Linked DNA regions of Mus musculus: region 2 is linked to region 1. A link is a loop called in an ENCODE intact Hi-C map of the cell type or tissue named here. Cell type or tissue: heart. All regions are shown on one strand. Links, peaks and the distances in the headings refer to the core of each region. The heading gives the core; the rest is flanking DNA. Region 1 has its middle 16 kb from the start of D430001F17Rik. Region 2 has its middle 23 kb from the start of Gm36905.

Region 1 (4,392 bases), core at 126-4,125:
TGTGAGCCCTGCTAATATCAGAGTGTCAATAGACTAGTTGGCTACAACTAGAGTTCAGGCCCTGAAGGCCAACTTCACTGGAAGCACTTCTGAAAGCAAGAACAGGCTAATGCGGGCTCTCAGACAAGCTGGTCCCTTTGGTGTAAGAGCCCACCCTTTGGGCTTTGCTCTCCTGGTGCATGTTGAATTTTCTCCTTTATTTTCAGGGCTGGAAAAAAAATTCCCTTTTTATCTTTAGAGGCACGGTCATGGGACTGAAGGGGTGGCTTTGCAGTTAAGAGCAGTCAGAGTTCTTACGAAGGATCAGCACCCACATGGTGGCTCACAGCCATCTGCAACTTCAGTCCCAGAGAATCTGATACCCTCTTCTGATCGCCGGGGACACCAGGCACACATGCGCTGCACATGAAATAGTAAAATGAATCGTCAAAAATAGTTTAAAAGATGTTTCCCACTATCTAGCTCAAAGTGGCTCCATACTCATATTCTCCTGCCTCAGTCTCCCGAGTGTTGACATTTTAAGCGTGTGCCATCATATCCAGCCAGCCTCTCCTATGTTCTTACAGCCCTCACTGAAAAGACTTCTGCCAGCTCTCTGTCACGGTAATAAAACCCTTAAGACAATCAGCTTGAAAAGAGGGCAAGGTTTATGCCCGTGTTGTCTGGCTCCATGGTTTGGCATGTGTGGCTGGCGAAGTGGCACACTATGCAAAGAGCATGCATGGGGAGGGCTGACCTCATGAGAAGGAAGAGAGAGGAAGAGACAGGTCCTCCTAGAAGCAATTCTCCCAGTGCAGTAAGACCTCCCAGGGCTTCATGATTTTCAATTTTAACAAAGAAACAAGCCTTTAACACCTGGGCCTTTGATAGACATTCCAGGTGCGAATAAGTGTTACACAGTGTCTGCCCCTCAACATATCTGGAGGGGAAATTTACCATAACACTCCTTCCGTATGTTGGTGTGTGTGTGTGTGTGTGTGTGTGTGTGTGTGTGTGTGTTGTATTTACATATGCACGGGGATGTACACACAGGAGCATGTGTGCCGCTTGCTGTGTGTAGGCCAGATAGCAACATCTGGCGTCTTTCTTTTCCTGATTGTTCCTCATCTTAAGTTTTGAGGTTTTGAGTCCTCCTCTCCCACTTACACCCCCCCCCCGCACCCCGTGCTGGGGTTACCTGCACTTCCCCACGCTGCCATGTGCAGCTTAGCCAGGGGCGCTGGGGACCCAAAATCAGGTCCTCAGGTTTACACAGAAGGCGCCTTCCCACCTGAGGCATCTCTCCAGCCCACCAGTGCTTTCTTAGATATGAAATTTCCACTCTGCCCTGCTGCCTTGGCTAGAGAAACATGACTTAACCTATATGTCTACATGCAAATCCATGTCTGGTGGGCAACTGCTTAGGTATGATGACTTCACACTACTGAGAGCTCACAATATGTCTTATGTCATTATTTGAAAGAGAAGAATAAGAAGGCCAGAACACAGCAGTGTTTCATTTAACAGACCCCAGGAAATGAGAGTTGGAGTGTTCTCCCTGTACTCCCCCCCATCCTTCCGGGGCTCCGCCCCCCGAATTCTGAAGTCCTCTTATCAGCGCTCATGAAAACAACAGTAGGAAAGGGACATTATCTGAGCCCTCGATCCCACTCCTAGCTCCCTAGGTCTGCTGGTTTCCTACTTCAAGGCTCTCCACCCTGAGCTTAAAAGCCACCAGCATTTGCATGGTCACCAACAATGTCCTTGTCTGGCCTCTCCGCCTGCTGCTCTCACAGGGGTAGGGGTGGCCATCCCCCAGCGCCAGGCCTGGCCAGCACCACCTCATTGCTCAGCTCGCCAGTAATGAAGTGTACTGGTGATAGCTTGGCTCAGGACCCACATCTTGCCTCTGTGCCTGGTAGGTCCCCTCAGATGCTTACACACAGGACAGAAAGGCAGAAGTCTAAGTCACTTGGCACAGAAAGGTGCCAGCAGCTGCAAACTCTGGTGGCCCGAACAGGACAGTGGGGACTCAGTGAAGGGAACATACTTGTTCTGTCAGTGGCTCCATGGCTAGGGAAGAAGTCCCCACAAGTCCCAGATGGGACCATTTGTCCTACACATCCCTGGTCTCTCTTCCCAACCAGCACTAAGACAGCACCCATCACCCTCATTTCCAGCTACCTCTTCACCCTTGCCTCTGCCATTGGGAAACTCAAGGAGCTGAGATGTAACACATTAAATACAGCTACACACAAGGCCCTCCGGTGTGCTGCAAATCATCCGCTGGAAAAGTGACGGGTCATTCAAGATGCCTTCACTCTTCTGTTAGGAACTGAACTCAGGTCCTCTGCAAGAGCAGTACACACCCTCAGCCACGGAGCCATCCCTCTGGCCTTTGTTCTGCTATGAAGGTCTCAGTAGTGTGTTGTCTCTGGGCTCCGTGGATCTGAGAGTGCTCTGGCTGTCTCTGCCTTTGGAGTTCCCACTCCAGCTGGAGAGGCAAACCTGAGTGTGGAAGTCGGGCTACAAATCGCACTGTGAATGGCAGGGATGGGGGCGGGGTTGGAGCTAATCTGGAGAGCCCGCAGCCACCACTACACCAGAAATAACAAGGAAGGAAAGGCAGGAAATGAGCCTGGAGAAGAATTGCATGCTGACCACACACAATAGTGACCAAGCTCGCTCCCCTACGTCTCAATGAAGCATGCATTCATTTTTACTGTGCAAGGTTGAAGTTGTAACCACTGGTGTACCGAACGTTTCCTGTAGATTAACACGGAGCTGGAAGAGTTGATAGCTTCAGCAGCGATTCAGGCTTTTAATCCAAGCCAGTCATTCATTAACCCTCAGGAAATTCTTAGTGCCAAAGTCATTATTATTATTACATGCTAAACCCCAAGCCCCAAATGGGTGTATGGCTGCTTTTCTCTCCAGGATGCTCAAAGTATGAGTCAGGCAGGGAGCCTGACTCATTTCCTAAATTACCTTCTGCCTCTCAGGGACTTTGCCTTTGGACAATGGGCCTGCTGCTCAGGGGGCCTGGCAAATAGCCCCTCTGAGGGGTAATGATCACTTTTGCTTTCCTGTGGGGTTCTGACTGGCTCCAGACTTTACCCTCAAATTTCTGCTCTTCTGTCCTGCAGTCGTATAAGCTGTGCATCCCTAATCCCTCAAAAACTCAGAATTTCTATTTTACTGCTTCAAATTATTATTGAAAACACTGTATAAAATTTCCTTCAGGTAAATATGAAACACATTATTTTGTATCTAGACCCAGCCCCCCCCATCTCCCAAATTTCCTTTAAGTATATGCAAATATTCCAAAATATGAAGAAATCCAAAATCTTAGTCAATGTGGACAACATCCGTCTGGGTGGCTGAGGACTACATTTCCCAGACTGCGCTGCAGTAGGTGGTCATGTCTATAGGTATAAGAAGAAGAATTGATGAGAATGACATCATAACTTTGCCCTAAAGGAAATGGTGGTGTGATCGCCCTTCACCCTGAAGTCCCATACAAACTGTCTAGTGCTGACAGATGACAGGAAATGGTCAGTCTCATCAGGCACACGGTGGAAGGGCAGCATTGTAGATGGCCATGAATGGCTACGCTCTACATGGAAAATCAGCGTCATTGTGCGCATCACAAGGCAGCATCGTGTGCACCACGTGCAGCTGTGTAAAAGCCCCGTCTCCTTCCTAAGGAGAGAAACAACTACTCCGTCAGCATCTCTTTTGTTTCCTAGCTGGGTCAGACAATACCATTACACCCAGCTTTTATGTGAGTGCTGGGGATACGAACACAGGTCGTCCTGTTTGCATGGGAAGTGCTTTGCCCACTGAACCACCTCCCCTATTTTGTCTAATATCCTTACATGTATGCATATACACACACGTACATACACACATGCATATGCAATATTCAATTTTGGCAGTTTTATAGGTTCTAAAGTTTCTGGATACTCTCTCCTGTCATTTTCAAATAGAACCAGAAAACAACATGAAGATCAAATATTTGCATATAGATGTTATCTTCTTATGTGTGTCCATCCAATGTGGTACAAATCTCATGACTAAGGTCTGGTCCTCTTTTGCAGGATGCAGCAACTTCTGGTTTATTCAGCAGCAGCCCGACCCCTCCCCCACCCCATGCCCAGAATACTAACTATGCACACCTGTAAGAGCTTCTAATGTGTCTAATGTGTTCTAATGAGTTTTCATGTATCCCCATGAGAACGGCCGTCTTTGTCTAACAGAACCCATCCTCTGATTGATAACTGTCCTTTCTTGCTTAAACAAGATATTATTCAGAATGGATTTGCCTAGTATTCCACAGATTTCTAGACTCTGTGGCCACAAGTTGAACCATTTTCCATTTCTGTACCTGGGCTCTGGTCTGATGTGTAGAGA
Region 2 (4,392 bases), core at 315-4,314, 50 kb before region 1:
CCCCAGCCCCAGCCCCAGCGTACAAAGCTGTGTCCAACTTCTTATGAGAACACGAGTCATCAGATGGGCTTATCATGGCCTCCTGTACACGTGGTTATATCTGTAATGCCCCTTTCCCAGCTAAGGCCACACTCACAGACAGCCAAGGGCAACACTTAGAACATTCCTTTGGGGAAACCACCTGACTCACACTGAACTTGCCCTGGCATGCCCCTCTCTTCTTGAGCTACCCTGCTCTTCCTTGATAGCTCTAAAACTTGCCTATTTTCTTCCTTAGTCTTCCTCCCCGCCCCCCTTGCTTATCCTTCTAGGAAAAGTTTTTTGATGGAGTTTTCCCTGGGCATACCCTTTTCTCAGTTATCTGGACAATTCCAAACCACCCAGTTGTGGTTGCGTATCTCCCAAGGGTCCATGATTGGAGGCTTGGTTTCCAGGGGCCCAAGGGGAAGGCAGTAGGCGGGGTTTTTTAAGGTGGTGGGAGGAGCTAGTGGCCCAGCTCTGGGTTATTGTGGGGTATTCTCAAAGGGAAGTAAGGTCAGGGCCGTCTGGCTCACTCACTCGGCTTCTTGGTGCCCTCTGTGATCTAGGCTCCACCAGCTGCCCCGTGCCATGAGATCTTCACCAGAACTGAATCCACACCATGCCTTCGAAGTGCCAGGAGTGTGAGCGAGAGTAAATCTCTCCTCTCTACTGAGTCGGCTGCCTCTGGCATTTCATTGTAGGAATACAAAACATTGGTGCAAGAAGGCAGTAGAGTTTTCTGGAAAGCCACACGTCCCTGTGGCTTTGATATAACAGATGGGTATAGGCTGACCCACCTGTATACGTGCTCACAAAACATTTAGCTATGCGACGGTTTATTTTGATTGTTAAGTTGATAGGATTTCATATCACTGTTACCGACAAATCTCTGGGCACCTCCGTAAGAGATTATCTAGACTACTTAGTCTAGATTAACCGAGGTGGGAAGACGGTCCTTAATCTGTGCTGTTCTAAGTGCTGGGGTCGTAGCTTGAACAAAAGGAAAAAGGTAACTGAGTGGAAGTCTCTGTCACCGTGTCTTCTGACTATGGGTGAAATTTGATGAGCAGCCTCACAGCTGCCACCATGTCCCCTCCATGAGGGCTTCCCCCAGAGGGACTTCCCTCCAGCCTTGAGCTAGAGCAACCCTCCCTTCCTCCAGTTGCTGTGGTCAGATATTATGCTACAGGAATGAGGAAATGAATTAATACAGGACGGATGGGCCACCTAAACCCTCTCCATTCTTAACCTGTCCTGCCTCCTCCGCAGGCTCACCTTCATGAATCGCACCATCACCCATGCTGCTCCTTGACTCTGACTCTGCTCTTCCTCTCCTCACAGAGCCTTCTCTCTCCGTCGTTCTCCGCTGCCAATCACTATGGAGGACCGTCCACTCACCTGGACATGAACAGAACTTCCCCGTTTGTGAAGAAACCAGGTCTCACCTTCCCTTCCATAGCTGGTTATTTGAACGTCCTTTTGACCCTCAGGATAAAAATTTGCAGCGCCGGGCGTGGTGGCGCACGCCTTTGATCCAAGCACTCGGGAGGCAGAGGCAGGCAGATTTCTGTGTTCGAGGCCAGCCTGGTCTACAAAGTGAGTTCCAGGACAGCCAGGGCTACACAGAGAAACCCTGTCTCGAAAAACCAAAAACCAAAAACAAAAACAAAATCAGATTTGCCAACATAGCCTTCACGATGCATGCAGCTTACCTCCCTCCATCTCTCCACGTTCCACCCACGTGTTACCACCCACGCCAAAGCTGCCCACTCACAACTTGAGGGGGGCCGCGGGGAAGCGGGGGGGACGACGACGACGACGACGACACTTGGTCTGCCATTAAATATGCCCTGCTCCTTAGTAGTGCTTACTATATGTTTGTTGAGCAAACACATCAATTGGCAACTTAGGTCATTTGTCATATAAAACTGAATGGTACCTATAGTGATGGACTTCACGTTCTCCACCACTGTCCTGTTTGAGAAAGGCAAGATCCCTGAGGCCTTCAATCAGGTTTGTCACTGACAGACTTTCAACCCCGGTCCTCACATCTCCACAAGCAGTAAGCTTTCCAGAGAGCTCTCCTGCCTTCCTTCACCAATGTGTAAGCTACTGCTATTCTGGCTGAAGTGTGTGTGTTCAGTTTTCACTGCTCTACCCTGGGTCCCATGGATTCATCACCGCAGAAAGTGGTTACCAATTGCTAACGCTGACTCAAACACACACGCACACACACACACACACACACACACACACACACACACACACACGTGAGATATTTTAGAACCTCTGATGTAGCCGCTTCAGTTTGCTCATGTTCTAAAGCTATTTTTCAGGACATTTAATGCTCTCCTCCAAGTAGGCATTTAGCTGATCCACTCAGAGGACCACAGAGCTGAGATCAATTGAATGACTTTCTTCTCTGAGCTGTAGTTGCCTCCTCAATATGTTAATTTTACCCTGTGGGGTTCCTAAAAGAAGATGGCAGGAACTAGTTAGCAATAATTGAAATCTCCATCCACTGGTCGACCCACACTTGATAATTTGTCAGTCAGTTGAAACAAAAGGAGCCAAGTATGAGAAAACTGAGGAACAAACGCTGCCTTGTGTGGTGCGGGGCTGGGCCACGGGGTGTACCGATGACCCCACCAGAGTCTCCCTTGCTTCGAGCTTTGATGGCTTGAGCCCCCGCTGTGCTCACTCGGTGAGGTGACGATGCTGGGCTGGCGGCGGAACTTGGTAGTTTTCCACTTTGGGCTCTCAGGGCTCTTATCCTCTTTGGCTCTTTGTCACTGGGCGCCATAAAAAAAAAAAAACAAAAAAAAAAAAAACAAAAAAAAAAAAACCGCCCACTGCAGGGAACTAAACGCTGCTCCTGCCACCCACCAACCATCGGCATGTGAGGAGGATTTGCGAGTTCACATACTCGGTCCCTTTGTTTTCTCGAGTTTCTGTCTCCATAAGCACCTCCGAGCAAGCAAGCAAGCAAGCGGAACTGCTGCTCTGTGGCTTTTGTGTTGGTGGCTTCCTTCCGACCTCCACCCCGGGTCCTCAGGCAGCAGAGTTAACTATTTGGATGAAGAGCAGTTTGTGGAATGGATGCAAAGACAGCAAAAGTCAGCCTGGATGCTTTGCAAGGAGACAGGGCTTTGCGTCCCTCAGACTGAATAGAAGAGACAAGGGATAAACATTTTTGTCTTTCTAGGGGGAAGAAGCTTTCTCAGGGAGTTAGAAACTCCTGCAGCTCACCCTGCTCCTCATGATACCTGCATCCTGCATCCTGCTCCCATTTTACAGGGCCCCTAGAAACTTCCATTTCCCTCCATTCTTCCGATTCAAAGAACACAAATGCTTGGGCGCCTTTAGGAGGTGGGTTCTTTAACCACCACAGTTCCTTGCAATGCAGAAGAGAGAAAAGAAAATTCTCTGCAGTAGTTTTTCCTTTCTGTTTGAGAACTATGGAAAATTTTTACTTAGAAATAAAAGCTAGACAATTTTCTTAAGATGAAAGACAACAAGACACCCTTAGAAACAAACTTCAGAAGGGGAAAAATGGTACACTACTACACCTTTTTAGAAATGTCTCTGGGGGACAGTTGAGGCAGGGTCTCTTTACATAGCCCTGGCTACCCTGGAAGTCACTCTATAAAACAAGCTGGTCACAAACTCACAGCCAGCTGCCTACTTTTGTCTCCCAAGTACTGGGATTAAAGGTATGTGCCACCATAGCATCTAATATAATAAAAGCAAAGGGTTTTAGTTATATGTATATCCCTCTGTACTGGCTAGTTTTGTGTCAACTTGACACAGCTGGAGTTATCACAGAGAAAGGCGCTTCAGTTGAGGAAATGCCTCCATGAGATCCAGCTGTAAGGCATTTTCTCAATTAGTGATCAAGGGGGAAAGGCCCCTTGTGGGTGGGACCATCTCTGTGCTGGTAGTCTTGAGTTCTATAAGAGAGCAGGATGAGCAAGCCAGGGGAAGCAAGCCAGTAAAGAACATCCCTCCATGGCCTCTGCATCAGCTCCTGCTTCCTGACCTGCTTGAGTTCCAGTCCTGACTTCCTTTGGTGATGAACAGTAGTATGGAAGTGTAAGCCCAATAAACCCTTTCCTCCCCAGCTTGCTTTTTGGTCATGATGTTTGTTAGAAACCCTAAGACACCCCTAGAAAAGTATCCCCTTGGCCTCAGTGTCACAAGAAAAAAAAATTAGTCAAACAAATGTAAGCAAAGAATTCCAGGAACTAACTTGCTTCCTGGAGGCTAACCCAGAGGTCTGTGCTGAACCATCCTTCCCGGTGATCGTGGACCCAAGTGCAGAGAACTCTGTCTTTCCTCACTAGTGGGGAGCAAGGGTGTGGCCAGAACATG

Evidence for each region. Peaks named below come from ENCODE experiments on the same cell type or tissue, not always from the same donor. Only the 100,000 strongest peaks of a DNase experiment are listed, where the experiment ranks them.
Region 2: it touches region 1 in a loop (2.0-fold over the local background); 4 of 42 quality-filtered maps call a loop at or near these places.

The regions. Positions count from the first base shown.
Region 1 is chr16:91,968,118-91,972,509 of GRCm38, reverse strand. No RefSeq gene overlaps it. Among named protein-coding and RNA genes, the nearest start is that of D430001F17Rik, 16 kb to the right of the region's middle. In heart, for the core only: no CTCF peak of the experiment used is centred there; DNase peaks (open chromatin) are centred at 1,839 and 2,789; H3K27ac peaks cover 1,479 bases.
Region 2 is chr16:92,017,967-92,022,358 of GRCm38, reverse strand. No RefSeq gene overlaps it. Among named protein-coding and RNA genes, the nearest start is that of Gm36905, 23 kb to the right of the region's middle. In heart, for the core only: a CTCF peak has its summit at 2,730; no DNase peak of the experiment used is centred there; H3K4me3 peaks cover 1,188 bases; H3K27ac peaks cover 2,061 bases.